2 separate regions of the Homo sapiens genome follow, and region 1 is linked to region 2. Evidence: read pairs that join two places in POLR2A ChIA-PET (ENCODE). Cell type or tissue: Panc1. All regions are shown on one strand. Links, peaks and the distances in the headings refer to the core of each region. The heading gives the core; the rest is flanking DNA.

The links. ChIA-PET counts read pairs that join two places held together with the same protein. Peaks named below come from ENCODE experiments on the same cell type or tissue, not always from the same donor. Only the 100,000 strongest peaks of a DNase experiment are listed, where the experiment ranks them.
Region 1: POLR2A ChIA-PET joins it to region 2 with 6 read pairs; 6 of 35 experiments call an interaction of 5 or more read pairs at or near these places.

The regions. Positions count from the first base shown.
Region 1 is chr6:154,513,117-154,517,512 of GRCh38, forward strand. The region is part of intron 1 of LOC101928868 (a long non-coding RNA gene); the gene reads left to right. Among named protein-coding and RNA genes, the nearest start is that of CNKSR3, 4.6 kb to the left of the region's middle. RefSeq lists a cis regulatory region at 828-1,068. In Panc1, for the core only: no CTCF peak of the experiment used is centred there; no DNase peak of the experiment used is centred there; H3K27ac peaks cover 311 bases.
Region 2 is chr6:154,573,040-154,577,435 of GRCh38, forward strand. It overlaps the pseudogene RPS4XP8. Among named protein-coding and RNA genes, the nearest start is that of CNKSR3, 65 kb to the left of the region's middle. In Panc1, for the core only: no CTCF peak of the experiment used is centred there; no DNase peak of the experiment used is centred there.

The DNA of each region.
Region 1 (4,396 bases), core at 278-4,277, 60 kb before region 2:
ATTTGTAAATTTGCTAACTTTTCTTCTCTGCTAGCTAAAATCTGTAGCTATTACACCATATGTTCACGCACATTACCAAACTGCAGCTATGCCATCTTCCAGATCAGAACTCTTCATTTGTGTCTTAATGTTTACTACAATTCCTCGCACATACAAGGAGTTCAATAAGCCTTTTTAAAATTGAATTAATATGTAGAACAGATACTAGAACCCAGATCTTCTAGATTTCTTTCCAGCTCTTCCGTTTTTCTGACTTTGACCCTTCTTGCATGTTTAAGTCATTTATTCAGTTGATGAAATACGTATTAGGTACTCACTAAACTAAGCACTAGGAGGATTCAGAAATGATGAGTAGCCTTTTAGATCAAAAACACCATGTGACTTTCTAAAGGTGGATTTCTTCTGTAGTCTTTCATCCAAGGAAAGTGACCTGGTAAATAAACACAAACAAGGGAGTTCGAGGACCAATGTGATATTAACGTTTTAAGCTTGTTCAAAATTTATTACTTCTTTATGTGAGAGCAAGGGATGGAGTATTTTGGATTGGTGGTTATACCTATAATTTGATAAACACAGAGGAGCAAATTAAGCAAACTTTTAAGCAAATTATTAATCTGCAAAAAGCCAGTCTCCTTCCCCAGTTAAAAACAATGTAATGTTTTCCAGAATAAAAGAAAGAAAGAAAGCAAGTTGCTCTAAATATTCAACTTTATTTCGCAATCTGAGGTTCTTCTCTTATTTTCTTTCCCTCACATTTCTTTTTAACTATTTTCAGAAAATTCAAAATTATTTAATTTTTTCACATATAATTGTCTCGTGTATGTTCTTAAGTTATCTTTTATCTTGAGAGATACCAAAAACGTCTGCAGTTTTCTGCCTGGAAAATATCCTACAGTTAGAGCTAAGCATTCTTATCTATGACATTACATCAGTGCAAAGTCATCACTGGTTAACTAAATTATCCAGACTGCTCATGTTCTTGTCTTTCATTTAATTCCATTTGGTCTGAATTCTTCACACCACGGTAATGTAGTTATCTCCCTGAACATGCCAGGTTCCCTATCAGATAATTCAGGTAGTAAAGACTTCAAACTTTATTATATTTTATTTTTCAAGTGCTGCCTCACTTATTCAAATTCTTCTGATCATTCAGGAACGTTAAGTCATTCTACAGTTGGAAAGCTGGTATTTGGCTTTCTTTTACTGAGCCCTATCTCTAACTCAAAGATCAATGTCAATTAGATAAATATTCAAAAACCTCACCTACTTTAAATCATACTTGGAAAAGTTGATTAATCTTTTCTAATAAAAAGAGAAACATTGATGTTGCTAAATTCTATTTTCAAGGCCTTATCGTTGTACCTTGGAAGAGTTGATAGATGAGGCAGTACCCACAAAAGAACTGGATGTCCTTGCCCTGAAGTGCAGAAGCTACTAACGAAGGAGGGTGCCACAGACAAAGAGGGAACAATCAAGCCTGCATTTTTTCCTGTGGATTTTTATTACTTTTTGTACCCCCTATCGAGTTGCAGATTATCCAAAAAGAACAGAATGCCATTTACACCAGCTGTTCTTACAGTTCCAATTTAACTTTATGGGACTCATAATCTCAGAACAAGTCAATATAATACCAAGAGTTTCAGACTCGGTGATTTTTGCTTCAATCATAAATTCTATGCTGATAAGGACAAAGTCTCAGGGTGAAAAAAGATTAATGAACATCACTCTAAACCTAAAAATAAAACAATAATTAAGTTAGGCAATGTAAAAATATAACATTTGGAAATAAAACGCAGATTTGGCCGGGGTTGGTGGCTCATGCTTGTAATCCCAGCACTTTGGGAAGCCAAGGCGGGTGGATCACTTGAGGCCAGGTGTTTGAGACCAGCCCGACCAACATGGTGAAACCCCATCTCTTATTAAAAATACAAAAATTAGCTGGGTGTGGTGGTGGGTGCCTATATTCCCAGCTACCCAGGAAGCTGAGGCAGGAGAATCCCTTGAACTCGGGAGGCAGGAGAATCCCTTGAACTCGGGAGGCAGAAGTTGCAATGAGTCAAGATCATGCCACTGCACTCCAGCCTGGGTGACAAGAGTGAAACTCTGTCTCAAAAAAAAAAAAAGAAAGAAAGAGAAAGGAAGAAAGAAAGAAAGAAGAGAGAGAGAGAAAGAAAGAAAGAGAGAAAGAAAGAAAGAGCAGGTTTGAGTATCCTAAACGCACTAAGCTAAAATTTTTTAAAATCTCTACAATGTTAACAAGAACATAAAAATAGTTTATATATTGTTTTATGTATTCAAGACACTTCTAGTAAAAATAAATAATAACAATTTAAAAATATGTATTGTTTTATATTTTTCTAACTTCAGTTTGGCATAACAAATATTTAATAATCCTGTTTCAAATAAAATAGAAATATATACCCAAATGCCCCAGACTATAACTAAGGAGCTTTAATTAACTTTGAGCTCAGTCTAAAAGTTGTCTGCTCTTCCATTACTTAGCTACCATTCCATACAGAGGAGGAGACTTTCTTCTAGTTTCAACCTACCAAAGGTATTTAAATTCTGCAGCCATTGCTAATCAACACATCCAGATTTTTACTAAAGGCACATATATGTTTCCCCTTTGGGATCCTTAGACATTTGAGCCTGTAACAGGAGACTATTCCTTAATTTTCCACAACTAGCTCCTTGCATTTGGAAATACTATAACCATTTGGGATGGGAGAGCGGTGGAAAGAAAAAGAACGTAGAAAAGCAGGAAGTGTTTCAGTCTACTTCAACATCAAAAGGGAAAGGATGAAAATTAATACCAATCAGGGTTTCCTGTAGGCAGTCAGATGATTTCATAGGATTTTGAGAACACTCCCAAAGGTCTCATAGAACAGGAAAACTCACACTTACTGCCAAAAAGTCAGCAAAGTGATTGTTGAAATCCACAACCAGCTCACAAATGATAGCGACAGTCATTGTTTTACAGTAATTGTTTTAATACATGCGCATTCCATTCTGGGAAAACTCCCAGATCAAATCTCTTTTTCCGTTCGAGTTCTGTATAACTTTTGCTTTTGGTTACAAAGGAATGGGCTTCTATCCGTTTCTTTTCCACTTTTTTTCCCATTCTCCTGGGCCTAGTCCCAGAGAAACAGCTGGAGTAACAGGCAGGTGGCAAGAGGGATTTCAGAAGCTGGAGGAGCCTCAGTTTAGGGAGCCACAGAAAGCCCTTGGGTGGTTAAACCAGTGTTACCTGAGTCCAAGGAAATCTCTGCTGCTAGTGGAGAGAACCCAAGGGAGAACCTGAATAACACTGGGAAATTAAGGCCACAGACTTCACTTCTGTCCTGCTCCAAGTTACATCCCCTGGGTGTACCGCTCAGCGGCCAGCCAGATGGAGTATGGGGTTTCTATCTATTTAATATTTCTCCTAGCACGAAAGGACAAGAGACATAGGGCCCACTTCATAAAGCACCTTCTTAAGGTTTAAGAAGGACAGGAATACAAATGCAATGCTGGTCTCACCTGGGAGGACCACGCAGTGCCATCGAAGGGGCCAAGTGTGCCAACTGTGTCACTCCTTTTCCAGAGTCACCTCCTCTGCCTTTGCGTCCATGTCTTCTTGTGAGATAACTTCATTTCCACTAAAGTGCTGGCCTAAGATTTCCCTTTTCTTGGAAAATTCATGTTTCCAAGAGGAACACTTCGCGATCCCAACTAACTTTATTATCCCAATCTCTTACCCAGTTTATAACTGGCCCTGTAACCTTGAGCAAGTCAGCTTCTTTGGGTGGAAAGGAACATTAAGGATCCTTCTAGCTGTAACATTCTCTTTTCTAATATTGAGATATCAGTTGTTGAGGGCAGCTAAGGAAGGGGATTTTATTTATTTATTTATTTATTTGTTTATTTATTTTGAGAGGGCTCTGTCACCCAGGCTGGAGTGCAGTGGCATGATCATGGCTTACTGCAGCCTCAAACTCCTGGGCTCGAGCAATCCTCCAACCTCAGCCTCCTGAGTAGCTGGGATTTTAGGCACGTGCTACCATGCCTGGCTAAGATTTTTTGTTTTGTTTTGTTTTTGTAGAGACAGAGTCTTACTATGTTGCCCAGGCTGGTCTCAAACTCCTAAACTCAAGCAATACTCCTGCCTCGGCCTCCCAAAGTGCTGGGAGGTGTGAGCCACACTGCCTGACCAAGAAGCCATTTTTGAATGAGAGAACAAATGAATTCCTTCCTGTCTGCCGTGAGTTCACATGGCTTACTGTGGTTGTGTAAACTCACTTGCTGAATTGGTTTTGGAAACATTAGGTTTGAAAATTGGAAATGGCCAGGCATAGTGGCTCATGCTTGTAATCCTAGCAATTTGGGAGGCTGAGGTGGGTGGATCACTTGAGCCCAG
Region 2 (4,396 bases), core at 298-4,297:
CTGGAATATTAACTTTCCATTAACGTGTCTCATTTTCCTGGAATTCCTATGTGAGAATTCTCTGTTTTGTTTGCACAACCCCAGGCTTCACATATCGAATTAGTAAATGAACTATCTACTTTTAAAGATCTAGGGTATCTCACAGAGGCTATGGATTTTAGGCAAAAGAAAAACTATAAAGACGGCTGTCCCTAAAACCAGGCAAACTTTGGGAAACTCATACTCACTCACCAAATTTTGCCCAAACTCATACTCATTAGCTATTTCTTTTTTTTTTTTTTTTTTTTTTTTGAGATGGGGTCTTGCTCTGTCACCCAGGCTAGGGTGCTGTGGCACGATCTTGGCTCTCTACAACCTCTGCCTCCTGGGTTCAAGTGATTCTCCTGCCTCAGCCTCCCGAGTAGCTGGGATTACAGGTGTGTGCCACCATGCCCAGCTAATTTTTTGTATTTTTAGTACAGACAGTGTTTCACTATGTTGGCCAGGCTGGTCTTGAACTCCTGAGCTTGTGATCCACCTGCCTCGGCCTCCCGAGTAGCTGGGATTACAGGCATGTGCCATCGTGCCCGGCCTCATTAGCTATTTCCACACTTATGCATGTTGTTGGCCATTCATTGAATTAGTTGATCAAAACTTTACAGTATTATTTTCCAACTCCCTAATAAACTGGGGCGGTACTTGATAAAGAAGTAAATGATGCTTTCTACTTTTAAAATGCTGGAGCTGGCCCCTACAGGTTCATGAGAGCCAATTGTGTGTATCGCTTCCCAACTCCACGTTTACTGTTGTCATGTTGGTAGCTTAAAATTAGCTACAGTGGAAGTTTACACTGTGGGAATAGGCATTTGCTACAAATCAGGGATTAATTTTCCCAGGCAGCTGGATGTGGAGCATTCACAGGCACCCCGTTTGGAAAGCTGATGTCATTTGGTGCATGTTTGCCACAGTGAGGCTTTCTGGACAGCCTGGACTCAGGCTGGACTTTCCTGCTGCAACAAGTTCTGTGTAAAGATTCAAGAGCCACTTGGGTTGTAGAAACTACCAAGTCTTAAGAGTTAAAATGTCAAGGCTGCCTAATGAAGAAAAACTACCAGGGTGAGGTCTGGGTTCTTTCTTTCCTCTATGTATGTGGGTTTTTGTTGTTGTTTTTTTTTTTTTAACCTAAGACTTGGCTTTTATACTTTTTCCTGTTAGATTTTATTTCTTGAATTCAACTCATTTTTCCAGATATTTTCAATATCTTATTTGAATCGTGATTCTGTACTTGGTAAACCATAAACCCCATTAGCAACATAAACTATTTGCCAGGTACAGTGGCTCATGCCTGTAATCCCAGCACTTTGGGAACTCAAGGCAGAAGGATTGTTTGAGGCCAGGAGTTCAAGACTAGCCTGGTCAATATAGTGAGACTTTGTCATCTCTACAAAAGTAAAAGAAAAAAAAAATTTAAGCTGGCCATGGTGGCTCACGCCTGTAATCCCAGCACTTTGGGAGGCTGAGGTAAGTGGATCACTGGAGGCCAGGAGATTGAGACTATCCTGGCCAACCTGGGGAAACCCCATCTCTACTACAAATACAAAAAAAAAAAAATTAGCTGGGGAAGGTGACACATGCCTGTAATCCCAGCTACTCGAGAGGCTGAGGCATGAGAATTTCTAGAACCCGGGTGGCAGAGGTTGCAGTGAGCCGAGATCATGCCACTGCACTCCAGCCCGGGTGACAGAGCAAGACTCTGTCTCAAAAAAAAAAAAAAAAAGAAAAGAAAAGAAAAGAAAAAAGAAAAAAAATAAACGATTGCTAATATTTTTAAACAAATTAGACAAATATGCGGTGATTATTCACAACTGTGTTATTGATCATAGTGTTGGAAGGGACAGTCTCTTGGATTGGGTTTTTTCCATGCAGACTTGGAGGCAGATCGTTAATTTAAAAAATGATCCAAGGAAACCAGAGCAACAGCACAGGTGGAGTGGTTGGTGGGGGAAGAAGGGAAAGGTCATGAAGGGTACCTAGTAGAGCTTATTGTCCTTATTCCTGCGGGTCAATCCTGATGGGGACTCTGAGCACCTCTGTAGATGGTGCACACCTGCCTCTCTGAAGTGGAGATCCTGCACCATTTATCCACTGACTCCTTTTCCCTACTGGTGAGTGTTGCCCCTGAGGACAGTAACTCCCTTGCATTTCCAGGCAGCGAGGCAACTTCCCAGGCATCATCTGAGAAAGCTGGTGGAGAAAAGCCAGGGACTCTGCCTGCACTTGAGGTGAACCAACACTGCATGCACTGAAATCGTCCACCACAGCCACAGCTGAAGCAGAGGCGGGCTGAGAGGGGGTGGCTCAGGGCACCGTAACATCTGCTATGGACAGAACTGAGGGATGAATTTTAGGAGGTGTTCATTAACTCAATTAAGTATTTATATATTAACCAATTAGATGAAACATCTACTAAACGTGTTATTTCCAGACACTATTGTAGGTACTAAGGACCCAGCAGTAAAGTCTCTGCCTTCAATGAACTGATATTCTAGAAGACAGATTCTTAAAATTAATAATAATATAATGTTGGTAGGTGATTAGTGGTAGAAAAAATATTTAAATAAGAAAGGCAAAGGATGAGGAGGCGATGAATGTGGAGTAGGGACACAGAGTGTTATTTTAGAAGAGTAGTCAGTGAGGGCTGCTTGGATGAGGGGCCATTTGAGCACAATCTTGAATGAAGTGAGCCAGAGGAGCATGTAGGCGGACAGTGGCGGAGTCAGCAGTACTGCTTTCCAGACCCAGGGAAAATTCCGTGCAAAGATCTGGAGTCAGGAACAACCCTGCTGTGTTAAAGGATCAGGGCCAGACACAGTTAAGCACAGAGATCCAGTGGCAAGTGAAAGAGACATGCTCCCTGCCCTGTAGAGCGTAGAGTCTGCTGGGGCGACTGCCATTAACTTCATAAACAATCACACAGATCAAAGCAAATTTATAGAGTGTGGTAAAGGCATAATCGAATTTGTGTTTCTTAATGATTACATGTCTACTATGAGCAGAGGGACTGAAGAGGGTCGATGCTTGGTGTCTGTCTATCATTCAACACTGTTCATTGCTTTCTCCTTTACTTCTCACTATCAATAACTGGACATAGCCCTGGATGCTCGGTATGCTTCATGACAATCTGCTTCTTGGCATGTTTTCAAGAAACATATTGATTTGTAAAAACTGGAACTACTGAATTTCTATGCGCACCAGAAGACAGAGGTCCTCTTTCCTTGCCTAACGCAGCCATGGCTCGTGGTCCCAAGAAGCATCTGAAGCTGGTAGCAGCTCCAAAGCACTGGATGCTGGATAAATTGACTGGTGTGTTTGCTCCTCATCCATTCACTGGTCCCCACAAGTTGAGAGAGTCTCTCCCCATCATCATTTTCCTAAGGATCAGACTTAAATATGCCCTGACAGGAGATGAAGTAAAGAAGATTTGCATGCAGCAGTTCATTAAGATCGATGGCAAGGTTTGAACTGATACAACCTACCCTGCTGGATTCATGGATGTCATCAGCATTGACAAGAGAGAATTTCCGTCTGATCTATGACACCAAGGATCGCTTTGCTGTACATTGTATTACACCTGAGGAGGCCAAGTACAAGTTGTGCAAACTGAGAAAAATCTTTGTGGGCACAAAAGGAATCCCTCACCTGGTGACTCATGATGCTTGCACCGTCCGCTACCCTGACCCCTCATCGAGGTGAATGATACCATTCAGATTGATTTGGAGACTGGCAAGAGTATTGATTTCATCGAGTTCGACACTGGTGACTAGAGGTACTAACCTGGGAAGAATTGGTGTGATCATCAACTGAGAGAAGCACCCTGGATCTTTTGACGTAGTTTATGTTAAAGATGCCAATGGCAACAGCTTTGCCACTCGACTTTTCAACATTTTTGTTATTGGCAAGAGCAATAAACCATGGATTTCTCTTTCCCAAGGACAGGATATCCGCCTCACCATCGCTGAAGAGAGAGACAAAGACTGGCGGCCAAACCAAGCAGTGGGTGAAGTGGTCCCTGGGTGACATGTTAGATCTTTGTATGTAATTAAAAACAATGTGGCATGATTAAAAAAAAAAAAAAAGGCTGAGCGCTGTGGCTCACACCTGTAATCCCAGCACTTCGGGAGGCCAAGGCGAGCGAATCACCTGAGGTTGGGATTTCGAGTCCGGCCTGACCAACATGGAGAGACCCCATTTCTTCTAAAAATACAAAATTAGCTGGGCGTGGTTGCATATACCTGTAATCCCAGCTACTTGGGAGTCTGAGGCAGGAGAATCGCTTGAACCCAGGGGGCAGAGGTTGCAGTGAGCCGAGATCGCGCCATTGCACTCCAGCCTGGACAACAAGAGTGAAACTCCGTCC